3 separate regions of the Homo sapiens genome follow, and regions 2 and 3 are each linked to region 1. A link is a contact called in ENCODE Hi-C or POLR2A ChIA-PET data. All regions are on one chromosome and are shown on one strand. Each heading gives the region's core, a stretch centred on a gene start or an enhancer-like site at or near the end of the contact. The rest is flanking DNA. Distances are from core to core; before and after follow the strand shown. Region 1 holds the start of NMD3 (NMD3 ribosome export adaptor). Region 2 overlaps LOC105374187 (a long non-coding RNA gene). Region 3 overlaps LOC124906300 (a long non-coding RNA gene).

The links. A loop is a pair of places that touch in the nucleus more often than their neighbours do. ChIA-PET counts read pairs that join two places held with the same protein, here RNA polymerase II (POLR2A). Pooled maps may share reads with other maps.
Region 2: a map of PC-3 shows a loop between it and region 1 (2.1-fold over the local background). The contact joins the enhancer-like site here to the promoter of NMD3 in region 1. A Hi-C loop is called at or near these places in 7 of 168 maps with a recorded cell type or tissue (HepG2, IMR-90, MCF 10A and 4 more), 2 of 37 single-sample maps with no recorded cell type and 10 of 50 pooled maps. POLR2A ChIA-PET finds 5 or more read pairs at or near these places in 9 of 52 experiments (AG04450, H1, HEK293 and 6 more).
Region 3: a pooled map shows a loop between it and region 1 (2.8-fold over the local background). The contact joins the enhancer-like site here to the promoter of NMD3 in region 1. A Hi-C loop is called at or near these places in 1 of 168 maps with a recorded cell type or tissue (MCF 10A) and 4 of 50 pooled maps. POLR2A ChIA-PET finds 5 or more read pairs at or near these places in 3 of 52 experiments (OCI-LY7, WTC11 and activated CD4-positive, alpha-beta T cell).

Annotation. Positions count from the first base shown.
Region 1 is chr3:161,219,204-161,223,694 of GRCh38, forward strand. NMD3 (NMD3 ribosome export adaptor) reads left to right here and starts at 2,108. Exons shown (of 16, transcript NM_015938.5): 1 at 2,108-2,206; 2 at 2,791-2,854. The coding sequence starts at 2,811. It also overlaps the pseudogene SRP14P5. RefSeq lists enhancers at 1,681-1,790, 1,850-2,351 and a silencer at 2,271-2,470.
Region 2 is chr3:161,261,112-161,265,730 of GRCh38, forward strand. It overlaps LOC105374187 (a long non-coding RNA gene), which reads left to right. Exons shown (of 2, transcript XR_007096151.1): 1 at 1-4,619. Among named protein-coding and RNA genes, the nearest start is that of NMD3, 42 kb to the left of the region's middle. Within about 2 kb of position 2,125, at least 3 of the 41 ENCODE cell types and tissues checked have a DNase peak (open chromatin) inside an H3K27ac peak, as active enhancers do; they include IMR-90 and PC-3, where a contact is called at or near this core.
Region 3 is chr3:161,169,312-161,173,972 of GRCh38, forward strand. The region is part of intron 1 of LOC124906300 (a long non-coding RNA gene); the gene reads left to right. LOC105374186 (a long non-coding RNA gene) reads right to left here. Exons shown (of 5, transcript XR_007096149.1): 5 at 4,177-4,257. Among named protein-coding and RNA genes, the nearest start is that of NMD3, 50 kb to the right of the region's middle. Within about 2 kb of position 1,985, at least 4 of the 41 ENCODE cell types and tissues checked have a DNase peak (open chromatin) inside an H3K27ac peak, as active enhancers do.

The DNA of each region.
Region 1 (4,491 bases), core at 858-3,357:
CAAAATGAGTGACTGCTACTTCTTTGCTAATTGCAGCTTTATCCTCCTGCTTCCCTTTGTGTAAATAAGATTTACTGAGACATCCAATCACAGAATTGCCCCTGCTTTCTGACAGCATCCAATCTATAGAAAAACCTCTATTTTCTTAGGGCCTCCCCGAAAACACCCGCCCAAAGCCCCAATCCTATGATAGGTTTGTTCTAAACACCCTCTTACTGAGATACCCAAAGGGTATCCATGGTGAGTGTCTGGGCTCACTTCGAAGAGTAATAAATAGACAGAAGCTGCTTAACTACAGCTGTGTTCCTAGTGGTGTTTGGTTGAGGGCATAGGCAGTGTGAATAGAAAAAACGGGGAGAAAAACACTGTCTCTTCAGAGTTGTGGTGGGTATTAAATGGATAATTAATTTACCAATATATATTGAGGGTCTGTTTTGTGTCAGCTGCTGTGCTAGGTGCACCAAGAAGAACAAGACCCGAATTGCTCTCCAGGGTTTTGAAACTGCTGGGCATGCAGAGTAGAAAATTTATGATCCAATTCAAAGCACTATTATAGAGGCATATACCTCGTATAAAGGTGTTATCATAGAACCATATATACAGAAGGAGCATGTAACTCCTCTGGCCCTTAGGGACCGAAGGAGTCAGAAAAGAGAGGATGTATGGTGGACAGGATAATGGCTCTGCAAAGATGTCCTATTCCCTGAAATCTGTGAATATATTACCTAACATGGCAAACGAACTTTACAGATGTGATTAAATTTCTTGAGATGGAGAGATTATTCTGGATTATTTGGTTGGGCCCAGTGAAATCACAAGTGTCCTTGTAAGAGGGGTGCGGGGGGGTGGGGGTGAGAAAAGGAGACTCTGACTGCAAAATGATGTGGGACCACAAGCCAAGGAATGTGGGCAGCGTGTAGAAGTTGGAAAGGGCCAGGGAATGGATTTTCTCCTGGAGCCTCCAGAGTCAGCCCTCACCATCTATTTAGACCTGTAGCTTCCAGAACTGGAAGAGAACAAATTTGTGTTTTCTAAGCCAACTAAATCAGTGATAATTTGTTAGAGCAGCACTAGGAAACTAATTCAGGCTTAATCTTTAGTGCCGAGTCCCGGGTAGAAGCAAAGGAAGACTATTTTCTGTGAGGACCTGCCAGTTGGTCTTCATGGCTTGCGAGTACGTGTGCTTGGGAGTAGGACAGGATATGTGGAGATCAGATCCTGAAAGGTCTTCTTTCCACACAAAGAAACTGGAAATAATGCTGAAGGTAATCAGAGGCCACTGAAGGATTAAAAGCAGGGGAGTGTGACAAAATCAGAACTGCATTTCAGAAGGATGAATTGAAGTCTACAAGTAGAGACAACAGACGAGAGGCTACTTAAGTATTCTGGGCAAGAAATGATGAGAGGCTGTCTCTGATCACCCTCTACAAAACGCCTTTGCTTATTCCTTGAAATTTGGGATGAGAGGATTTAGAAAAAAAAATGGTTGTACTCTTCAAATATTTGAAAGGCTGTCATGAGACAGATTAGACACGGTCTGTGCTGCTCCAAGTTTGAGGGATAAATCAGTCATAAGAAGATATTAAATGCACTATCCGGAAGCACATAATTAATAATTTGTCTAAAAATCGCATAGACTTCTTCACAGATAATTATGCTTTACATTTCATTCTTTCAACAAATAATCATTTGAGCAGTTAGCATGTGGCAGGCATCAGGCCTGTATATGACGGTGAACCAAACAGACAAAAGGCACTGCCCTGGATGGAGTTTCTTTGCATAAGGTACCGTTTACAGATAACTTTTATATAAAATAATCATTTAATCAAGAAGCAAGCTCACAGTCGGGATAGCTGAAAAGAGACTAATATACGGGCGAGGTTGGTTTGGAGTAAACCCTGGCCTGGGAAAATCGAGACGATAACTGAAAAGCAGTCACTGACGGCAAATGAGCCCCTGGGACTTCTCTCCGCGAGCTTTCCCAGCCACCAGGCCGCTCCCATCACCCTTCCGCCCGTCGGTGCCGCCCCTTTCCTCGTCCCCACCCCGTCCCTTTTAATACGTCACTCGGGCCGCGGGATTTCGAGCATTTCGCTCGCGAGATCTTCTCTGTGGCGGAGACAGCCAGGTTGGCAGCTGACGGGACAGCCGGGGTCTATTTTGTTGCGGGTTTTCAGCAAATCCAGGGCTGGTCTGGAGGCGCGAAGTAGGTTCCGGAGTCCGAGACCTGGGCTGTCGGCCGCGGGCCCCTGAGTAGCGGATGGGGCGGGCTCCCCGGCCTCGGGGCCGTGCTCAGTCTGCGTGAGCGCCGCGTGCCCGGAACCCGTGTGCGGTCGCGCCCCGGGGTTGGGGGTCGGCGTGGGTGGCCCTCGGGCGCCGGGACGCCGTCCGGAGACTCCTGTGGCGTGGGTCTGAGGCGCGGTGGTCCGGTGCGGTCCCTGGGCTGGTGGAGAGCGGGAGGGCCCGGGCGTCCACAATCCCGAGCTGACCTCGCCCTTGGTCGTCCAGGGTTGGAGCCCAGGTGAGATGGAGGTCAGCGGCAGAGCTGGGTGGCCCGAGGGTCTTGCAGCTGGGAAGCTCAGGAAATCCCATGGTCCTCATCTTAAAGTTCTTTTTAACGAACTTACCCAGTGGAGTTGGGTTTCCTTCTTTCCTGCTTTTTCGAAGTTCTGTGAATATATTAATTATTCAGAGAGACTGGAGGAAGACGTAAAAAGAGGAGACTAGGTAAAGTGATTTAAATCCCAACATTCTCTTTTTTTTTTTTTTTTTTTTTTTTTTTTTTAAAAGAACTTAAGGCATACAGAACGATGGAGTATATGGCAGAATCCACCGACCGCAGCCCTGGACACATGTGAGTGCGACACTTCTTCCTTCCCCCTTAAATGTGAAAATCTTCAGTGAGCCCGGGAAACTCACTATGGAGAACGCTTGAGGGTGGGTGGGAAAGAGCGTATATTGTCATAAATGGGAAAAAATAGAAGTCTTATTTCTGTAGAAAATCGAATTAGTTTCTGGTTATAAAGCTTGTTCTAGTAAATATAAGCTCTAAGAGGGTTAAAATATTTACCATACATCCTTTTAGATCGGCACTGTCCAATATGTAGCCATTAGCTACGTGTGGCTATTTAAATTTACTTTTTACTTACTTTTTTTTTTTGAGACGGAATCTCGCTCTGTTGCCCAGGCTGGAGTGCAGTAGTGTGATCTCGGCTCACTGCAACCTCCACCTCCCGGGTTCAAGCAATTCCCTGCCTCAGCCTCCCGAGTAGCTCGGATGACTTCCTGATTTTTATTGGAGATTATAATGTAGTAATTTTTAAATTTTGAACATCTTAAATCTTAGTTATCAATTTTTAATTTCTTGCATTTAAGTTCAAATTAACTTTTTTTTTTTTGCTGTTAAATAGGTTTAATGATACAGTGCTCTTCAAAGAGATTACTACAGAGACTTTTAAACGATAATCCTGGAATCGTTCAGCACAGACCAATTAGCTAAATCTAAAATAAATTGGCTTCTTACCACAACTACCCTGTAAACATTGTAGTCCTTCTGTCTAGAATGACCCTAATCTCACAGGAAAACAGTAACTATGGAGAAACTAGCTTTGTGGCCAAAAGTAAAAACCAAAGGAAAAATAGGAATTCAGTGGTTAGTGAAAGCAGGAAATTTGGCCCCCTTCCCTGTGATGCTTTACTCTTCCCTTGTCCATCAGTTAGCTCAGTGGGTTTGAATAAGCCATCTGAAAATGTCTTTGGAGCTCAGCATAGTGCTGATCTTCCTTGTTCTATCAGTAGCTTTTAACAGACACTTGTCTAAGGGCTCAAAGCCCTTCACAGAACCCTTTCTTGGAATGGGTTGTTTGACCATTATACTTCCCTCCGGACAACCAGCACTTCTGGAAGAGCCTGGTTAGCTCTGTCAGGAACTGCTTTCTTTCCAGGTGGTACCGCTGGCTCCACTCTGTCAACATAAACCCCAAGCAGTTTAAGTTGGAAGTTTCCTAAATTAATTTAAATGGAATAAAATTAAATACTTGGTTGCTCGTTTGTACTAGCCATGTTGCCACATGTGGCTAGTGGCTACCATTGGACATGGAAGATTATTGAACTTTTATTTTGGACAATGTTGTTCTACATTAGGGGTTCTCAGACTTTTTCTGCCCCCAGTACATCTCGAATTATGATAGTTCCGTCATTTATACTGAGTCTCTAGATGTTGATAGACTTCCTATACTGTTAAAAAAAAAATTCTGCTATGGGTAAATGTTTATATTTCAGCAGTCCTTATGCTTTTTTTTTTTAATTGCCTTTGGAGTATATTGGCGTCTGATTCTGTTAGAAATGATTTAGATATTAGTTTCTATTGGTGTAGTCCAGAGATATACTTGAAGAAATGTTCATTAGAGATAAGTAGACAGCTGTAGTCTTTTAATGTAGTGACACCATACTGTTCACCTAAGCTATGGTCCTCTGTATGCCCTGAATAAA
Region 2 (4,619 bases), core at 875-3,374, 42 kb after region 1:
TCTTCAATTCATTTTTTTAATTTTTGTATGTGGTAGGATGGGTCTAATTTCATTCTTCTGCATATTGATAATCCAGTTTTCCCAGCATTGGGGAAAGAAACTGTCCTTTCCCCAATGTATGTGCTTGGCATCTTTGTCAAAAATGAGCTCATGGCGGATATATGGATTTATTTCTGGGTTCTCTTCTGTTTTATTGGTCTGTGTCTATTTTTATGCCAGTACCATGCTGTTTTGGTTACTATAGCTCTGTGGTATAATTTGAAGCAGGTAATGTGATTCCTCCAATTTTCTTCTTTTTGCTTCAGATAGCTTTGGCTATTCTGGGTCTTTTGTGGTTTCATGTAAATTTTAGGATTTTTTTTTCCATTTCTGTGAAGAATGTCATTGATACTTTGATAGGGATTGCATTGAATCTGTAAATTGCTTTGGGTAGTATAGACATTTTAACAATATTGATTCTTTTAATTAATGAACATGGGATATCTTTCTATTTTTTTGTGTCCTCTTCAATTTACAAAGTACATCAACTTTTTATAGTTTTCATTGTAGAGATCTTTCACTTTGTTTAATTCCTAGGTATTTAATTTTATTTGTAGCTGTTGTAAATGAAATTATTGATTTCCTTTTCAGATTATTGTTGGCTTATAGAAATGCTACTGATTTTTATATGTTGATTTTTTATCTTACAACTTTAGTGAATTTGTTAGTTAGTTCTAATAGTTTTTTGGTGGTCTTTAGGTTTTTCCGATTAAAATATCATATCATTGGCAAACAATGATAATTTGACTTCTTTCTTTCCAATTTGGATGTCCTTTATTTCTTTCTCTTGCCTGATTGCTCCAGCTAGGACTTCCAGTGCTATGACAAATAACAGTGGTGAAAGTGAGCATCCTTGTGTTTCAGATCCTAGAGGAAAGGAAGGCTTTCAGTTTTTTCCCATTCAGCATGATACTAGTGGTGAGTCTATCATATATGGTTTTTATTATGTTGAGGCATGTTCTTTCTATACTCAATTTTTTTTAGGGTTTTTATCCTGAACAGATGTTGAGTTTTATCAAATGCTTGTTTTAGCATCAGTTGAAATGATCATTTGTTTTTGTCCTTCATTCTGTTAACATGGGGTATCACGTTGATTGATTTGCATATGTTGAACTATTTTTGCAGCCCTGGGATAAATTCCATTTGGTCGTGATGAATGATCTTTTTAATATGTTGTTGAATTTTGTTTGCTAGTATTTTGTTGAGGATTTTTAGATCAATATTTATCAGTGATGCTGGCCTATAGTTTTTTTTTTCTTTTTATGTGTGTCTGGTTTTGGCATCAGAGTAATAATGGCCTCATAGGATCAGTTTGGAAGTATTCCCTCCTGCTTTATTTTTTAGAATAGTTTGAGTAGGATTGGTATTAGTTCTTCCTTAAATGTTTGCTAGAATTCAGCAGTGAAGCCATCAGGTCCCAGGCTTTTCTTTGCTGGGAGACTTTTTGGCTTTGATCTTGTTATTTTTTATATGTCTGTTCAGATTTTGGATTTCTTCATGGTTCAATCTTGCTAGGTTTTATGTGTCTAGGAATATATCCATTTCTTCTAGGTTTTCTCATTTATTGGCACATACTTGTTCATTGTAGTCTCTAATGATCCTTCTAATTTCTACAGTATTGGTTATAATGTCTCCTTTTTCACCTCTGATTTTATTTATTTGGGTCTTCTTTTTTTTTTCTTAGTCTGGCTAAAAGGTCACCAATTTTGTTTATCTTTTCAGAAAAACCAACCATTTGTTGATCTTTTGTATTTTATTTCAATTTCATTTATATCTGCTCTGATCTTTATTATTTCTTCTACTAATTTTTGATTTGGTTTGGTCTTGCTTTTCTAGTTCTTTAAGATGCATTGTTAGATTGTTTTCTCTGATGTCACTTTGTAGTGCCCTTTTACTTTTATTCTGACCTTTGGAGATTAGAATGAGGTGTAAATTCTGAGCCTGAGCCTCAGAGATTGCATGTTTCCTCTCGGGCCTCTGCCATTGCTGTGAGCACATGTTTAGTTAAATCTGTTAGAGGAAGTGAGGGAGAACAAACCCAGGTTGCCGCACCTGAAGCCAGCTAACCCTCAGACATGTAAGCAAGCACAGCTAAAATCAGTAGAGCTGCCTAGCCAAACCCCAACTCATCCCAGACACATGAGCAATAAACTTGTATGCCCCTGAGGATTTGTGGTTGATACAGAGCATTGTTGTGACATTAGACAGTTAATATTGTGACATACGAACACTGAATTAACAATTTTTGTGGCTGGGCATTTCTAGGTTTTTTCTTTTTCTTTTTTCCCATAAAAATTTGTTTCATTTCTCATTATTTTCTGAGAATATATATGTAAGGATGAATTTACTGTGTCAAAGAGCATATAAGAATCTCAGTACATAGAAAAATCCTTTTTAGAAAGGTCGTACCTACCATGTAATGCAGTTTATGAGATTGCCTCTTTTACAGTCTTACTGTTCTTGATGTTTGGTATGTTTTCTCTTTTAATGTTTTCTAGGCTCACTTTAGGTGAAGCCCAGTCTGTAGTGATCTGTTAGATGAACTTCTGTAGCAGTTACAATCTGTTCTACGTGGTTAGTTTTATAAACCTCCTGAGTTATTATCATTAACATTTTTATATGTATGTCTTTCTCTCCAACTAGGCTATATATTTCCTTAGGGCAGCACAAATATAGCACAATGCATAGGTCCTCAAGTATGTAGTTAGTAGTACAATCTGATTTGAGCTACAATTTTGAAAAATGAGTGGTCTTTTTGGGTGGGTATTGCTTTGCTTTAAATAACTCTTTGAGAGTCCACTCATGAAGCAAGAAGTCAAGCAGATTTTTAAGGCTTTGGAGAGGTGGTAAATAGAACTTATAGAGAGAGTTGTCCATATTGGTCAAGACTTTATTTTGTTTGTAGAAGCCAAATGTGCATCTAATCCTATACATTGTTAAATTTTATGAGTAGTGCTGTGTCTGGAGTTGTTTCCTTCTGGTGGGTTCATGGTCTCGCTGACTTCAAGAATGGAGCCATGGACCTTCACAGTGAGTGTTACGGCTCTTAAAGATGGCACAGACCCAAAGAGTGAGCAAGATTTATTGTGAAGAGCAAAAGAATAAACCTTCTACAGCCTGGAAGAGGACCTGAGTGGGTTCTGGCTGCTGGCTGAGATGGCCAGCTTTTATTCCCATATTTGTCCCCTCCTATGTCCTGTTTCTGTCCTATCAGAATGCCCTTTTCTCAATCCTCCTTGCGATTGGTTACTTTTAGAATCTTGCTGATTGGTCCATTTTCCAGAGTGCTGATTGGTCCATTTTACAGAGCGTTGATTGGTGCATTTTACAAACCTCTTGCTAGCTACAGAGCACTGACTGGTGCGTTTTACAATCCTAGCTACAGAGCGCTGATTGGTGCGTTTTACAATCCTCTTGTAAGACAGAAAAGTTCTCCAAGTCCCCACTGGACCCAGGAAGTCCAGCTGGCTTCACCTCTCAGTGCTAATTAGTCAACCACAGAAGTCTGATATTGTAGTATTAGCACAGACTGTTCAGTTTTAACACACAGTAAATTATTTTCTTCCTCCAGAGAATTTTATTGTGTATAATGTCACATATGTTATTTATAAATAATCCTGTGGACAGACAACTACAAATGACCTATACAGAGAAGAAAAACTATTGGGAGATATTCAAGAACTAGAAAATATGTCTGGTAGTTTTCCTGTGTTTATGGATTTGGACCAGAATAATGCTAATGGGCTGACTACTCAACAAAGGACAAGATAAATCAGTGTACATGTGGATTCAAGAGTGTTCTATACTAAGAGAGTGCTGTAGAAGTCCCCATGGAATGTTACTAGATTCCTGGGATGATGATACTGAATAGTCTGGAATGTGGCATTCTTTGTCTCAAAGAGAGTCTTTAAAAAAATCTGTGTTCTGATGGTAGAGTTCCAATTTTGGCATTTTGCCTTCTGTGATAATAGATAGACTTTGACTCTAGGTAAATTTGTGGTGGAGCAAAAGTTCGTTTGGGGTTGTTCCACTTACCCCTTACTCTTTGCCCTCCCTAGTCATGTTTGTCCTCTTTTCTTTCTTTATAGGCAATGGCCTGATACTCATAGTCAGGAATAAATAAATAGTTATGGTTTAAAATATTATTCTTGAGAGTATTTTCATCTTTGTCTGGGAACAAACATGCTTATTTGTACTTGAGTTCTTGTCCTTCTACCATCATCACTGGAAAAACATCTCTGGGTAGTCACTGCCTCCCCAAACTGGACTCAGGATGGAACTTTTGAAGCAGTGTTACCTACCCCAAACAACTCAAACCCATAAGTATGAGAATAAATGATTATTTTAAGCCACTGAGTTTTGGGGGTGGTTTCTTATGCAGCATTATTGGCAATAGCTGACTGATACTCTCTACATCTTTAAAATTCATTTCACTGTGCAACTTCTGATGGGTAATGCTTGCTCTGATTATAGAAGTAGGGCAACCCTCTTTCCCCAAACACCTACTAGGGTTAAAGTTCAGATGATAGTAGATGTACCCCTATCGATTCTTTTAAAGTAGCTTGACTTTTTCTGCTAGT
Region 3 (4,661 bases), core at 735-3,234, 50 kb before region 1:
GGAGGGATAGATTGAGGTAAGGGTCTAGGAAAACTTCTGTGGTTGGAAGATACTCAAAATGTCAGAAATACTTTGAATGGTGGCCTACAGATGAGTGTAGAATGAAGTCCAATGTTTATGGCGACTAGGGATCATACGTGTTACAAAGATAGGTATGACTTGAGAGGCAGCTTCTTCAACAATGGAAAATCATCAGAGGTTTTTAATGAGGTGAGTCACATGATCAAATCTGTGCTTCATGAAGATGCTTAGGGCATTCTAGTTGGATGAATTGGATGTGGTGAAGGGGCTGGAGCTCCTATCCTCCTTCAGAAGCAAGGCAGATCAGTGAATCCGCATAAGGGTATTAATGGTCTGAATTAGGAGAAAAGCCATGAAAATGAGTGGACACAAATAACCATTATATTTAACAAAGATAGTATAGCTTTGCTGTGGAATGTGTGAATAATAATCAGAGTTTAAAATGTTGGCAAAATGTTAAATACTTCTAGTAAAATGCAGCATGGTTTTTAAATAGTTAATTTTAAATAGTTAATTTTTAAGTGGAGGAAGGAAGAAGAATATGAAGATGGGGAAGTGTTAAGTTTGTTATTTTTAAAAATTTTTATTTTACTTTAAGTTCCGGGATACATGTGGCAGAACATGCAGGTTTGTTACATAGGTGAGCATGTACTATGGTGGTTTGCTGCACCTATCAACCTGTCACCTAGGTATTAAGCCCTACATGCATTCTGACGCTCTCCCTCCCCTCACCCCACCAACAAGCCCTGGTATGTGTTGTTCCCCTCCCTGTGTCCATGTGATCTCATTGTTCAGCTCCCACTTATGAGTGAGAACATGCAGTATTTGGTTTTCTGTTCCTGTGTTAGTTTGCTGAGGATGATGGCTTCCAGCTTCATGTCTCTGCAAAGGATATGATCCCATTCCTTTTTACGGCTCCATAGTATTCTATGGTGTATATGTACCACATTTTATTTATCCAGTCTATCATTGATAGGCATTTGGGTTGGTTCCATGTCTTTGCCTTTGCTATTGTGAATAGTGCTGCAATAAACATACATGTGCATGTATCTTTATAATAGAATGATTTATATTCCTTTGGGTGTATACCCAGTAATGGGATTGCTGGGTCAAGTTGGTTATTTTTAGTTTTTAAAAAAATGCTTTCTGTCAGCTCTGGAGGGCTGCTAGCCCACAGTCCAATAGTTAGGATGGATTCCTCTGCTAGGTCCAAGCTGTGTGTGATGGGGTGACACGGCTGGTCCCTCAGAGCAGGATGAGGAACAGTCCACTTAGGGATAGAGTTGGTGTGCAAAAAGAGGTGCTGTGTGGGTCCAGTGTAAGAGAAACAAATCTGAAATCTAGCATTGAAATGCTATTAAAAGAAGAGGCCCCATGGACTACTGTTTGGAAAATTCCATAAAACAATAGGGTCCCAGTTCTCTAGAAGATGGTGAAGACAGAAATTGGACTCAAGGGATGCTGAAAGGGGATTATGATATAGAGAAAGACAGTCCTATAAATCTGGAAATTGTTTTGTACAATTGTCATCTCCTGGATGATCTGGTCATGACCATCAGCCCCATTCACAGTCATGGAATATGTTCTTAGTGAGCCGTTACCAATTGCAAAGCACTGTTACAAACACCAAGGGGCCTACCATGCCACTGAAGGAGAAGGAGCTAACATTTTTTGAGGATCTCCTATATTCAAGGTACATTACTAGAGACCATGCAAATGTTATTTGATTTAATTTTTTTTAACATCTACAACTTTTTAAGCTTGGTCACAATTAGTAGGACTTTTTCTCTGTCCAAGCACAGTATTGGCCACTTCCTTACTTTGTGACTCTTGAATAAATTGTTTTTCCCCAGACACACAAAGGGGGCAACTACTTTCCTCCAGAGGTCAATAGTTGAGATGAGGGACTTGCTCTGTTGGCAAATCTGAAATCTCACCCAGCCAAGCTTCTGACTCATCTTTCCTGTCCTCAGTGCCTCCTGATCTGTGAGCTCTTGGTTCTGGCCCATCCCCAGGCCAGTGAGCTCACTCTAAACTGTTGCTGCTGCTTCTCCTCAGATAGCTACGTCCTTCTAACCGGAGCCTACAATCTATTTGGGGAGCTTTGGCTTCTAAAACTTCCCCTTCCAATGCATGGGAAGCACTTTTCATCACAAAAGACAATAATTTTGAAAAAACTAATAAATAAATAAATAAATAAATCCTCTGAAACACAGAATTTAAAAATGAAAAAATTTGTCTACTTTGGGTAAATGCTTCTTTACCATTAAGAGAGATTGTGTCTTAGATCTCCTAAGGTTAACACAAAAGATTATAAAAACTATTAAGGATTTGGAGTCATTATGTTCATTACTGTTTTTTAAAATTACATTTTAATTTTAGCATTGAATGCTTTGCTGCTATGAAAGATAATAGGATTAATACTGGGAGGTAGGGTGACCAACAATCCCAGTTTGCCTAGGAGTGAGGAGTACCTTGGGATTTGGGAATTTTTGCACTAAAACCAGTACAGTTGGTCCCCCTAGTGGAAAGCATCTTGGTATAGTTGCTAAGACTGTAGATTCTAACACCTTCATTTAAGGCTTTGCTCTTCAATGTACTACCTATTTATCATAAGCAATGTACTACCTATTTATTACAAGCAAATTACCTATTTTTATGTCTCTATTTTCTCTTCTGTAAAATGAGGATAAAACAGTAACTACCCCCAAAGAGTTGTTGTGAAATTGAATGAGTTACTATATGGAAATGTAGTGTGGCAGGACCCCACCAGGTTAGTTAAAGGTTTATGTCTACTGCTTGAATCCTGAAGGCTAGGCAATGAGCCAAGGTCTTGGTGCTCAGCAGAAGGGCAGGTGTCCTTGAGAACCCAAACATCCTGGAGCATAGCTGGAAACATAATAGTGGACAAAGAGCCAGAAAATTAACTTAAAAGCAGTTTAGAGAAGAGCAGTGGGGTAGATCTTGTAGTTGTCCTGCTGCTGCCCAGGAATGCCCTGTGTGTAAGTCCTGATTAACTCATCTGCTTACCAAGCCGGACTTGTCCAAGTCATTCTTTGGTCTCTCAACTATTTCCCACCACCCCACCCCACCCCACCCCACCCCTCCCACCCCAGGTTTTTCTTGTAACACAACAGTACCGACAATGTAATGAACACCAAATAAATGCCAGCTGTCATTGCTAAGTCCTACCCCTTTTCCCTGATTGTATTTGTTTATATATTTTTTTACTACCCCAGCTTTTGATCCTTCATTTTACATTTACATAGATTCATTGTTTACTACTTGCCCTTCAACTATGTCTTTTCCAATACTGAGTTTTCCAATCTTTAAAAAAAAGTTTAAAAGTTGCTACATAATATTTTGCATATTTATAGGGTAATAAGATAATATGTGATATTTTGTTATATATATAGAATGTGTAATGATCAAGTCAGGGTATTTATTTGACATGTCTATCACTTTGAGTATTTATCATTTCTATGTGTTGGGAACAATTCAAGTCCTCTCTTCCAGCTACTTTGAAATACAGAATATATTGTTGTTAACTGTAGTCACTCTACTCTACTGTTGACAATGGAACTTAAACTTTTTATTGGTGTGTTTGTAACCATTAACCCACCTCTCTTCATTCCCCTTCCCACCCACCCACTTTTCCCAGCCTCTAGCATCTATCATATGAGATCAACTTTTTTTATGAGATCAACTTTTTTTTATGAGATCAACTTTTTTTAGCTCCCATATATGAGTGAGAACATGCAATATTTGTCTTTCTGTGTCTGGCTTATTTCACTTATAATAATCTCCAGTTCCATCCATGTTGCCACAAATGAGTTTTAAAATCTTGATTCATTTCTTGGCTGGCTGAGTTTTATAATCAATTAAACTTTTCACAGAGAGCTCATAGGTGCTTCTATTAGTGTGCTGTAGCTGCTATTTTAAAAATGCCATCAGGCGCGGTGGCTCACACCAGTAATCCCAGCACTCTGGGAAGCCATAGGTGGGCGGATCACCTGAGGTTAGGAGTTCAAGACCAGGCTGACCAACATGGTGAAACCCTTTCTCTACAAAAAATACAAAAATTGCCTGGGCTTGATGGCGGGTGCCTCTAATTCCAGCTACTCGGGAGGCTGAGGCAGGAGAGTTGCTTGAACGTGGGAGAATCGCTTGAATGCAGGAGGCAGAGGTTGCAGTGAGCCGAGGTCGCGCCATTGCAGTGACAGTGCGAGACTCCATCTAAGAAACAAAAACAAAAAAAGATTGGGTGGTTTAACAAAATTACTTTTCTGTTTTGGAGGCCAGAACTCGAGACCAACATGCCATAGAGTTGGGTTTCTGGAGAGGGCTCTCCTTCCGGCTTGAAGATGGCCACCTTCCTGTTATGTCCTCATATGGCCTTTCCTCTATGCCTCTGTGGAGAGAACACGTTCTGGTGTCTCTTCCTTTTCTTATAAGAACATTTATTCTATTGTATTAATCTCTCCTTTTGACCTCATTTAACCTTAATTACCTCCATAAAGGCCCTACCTCCAAATATAGTCACATTTCGGGTTAGGAGTTCAACATACAAATTTTGGGGAGACATAATCCAATTAATAATATTGCTGTATTTTATGAGTTCTCTAGTTTTTGAAAATGCC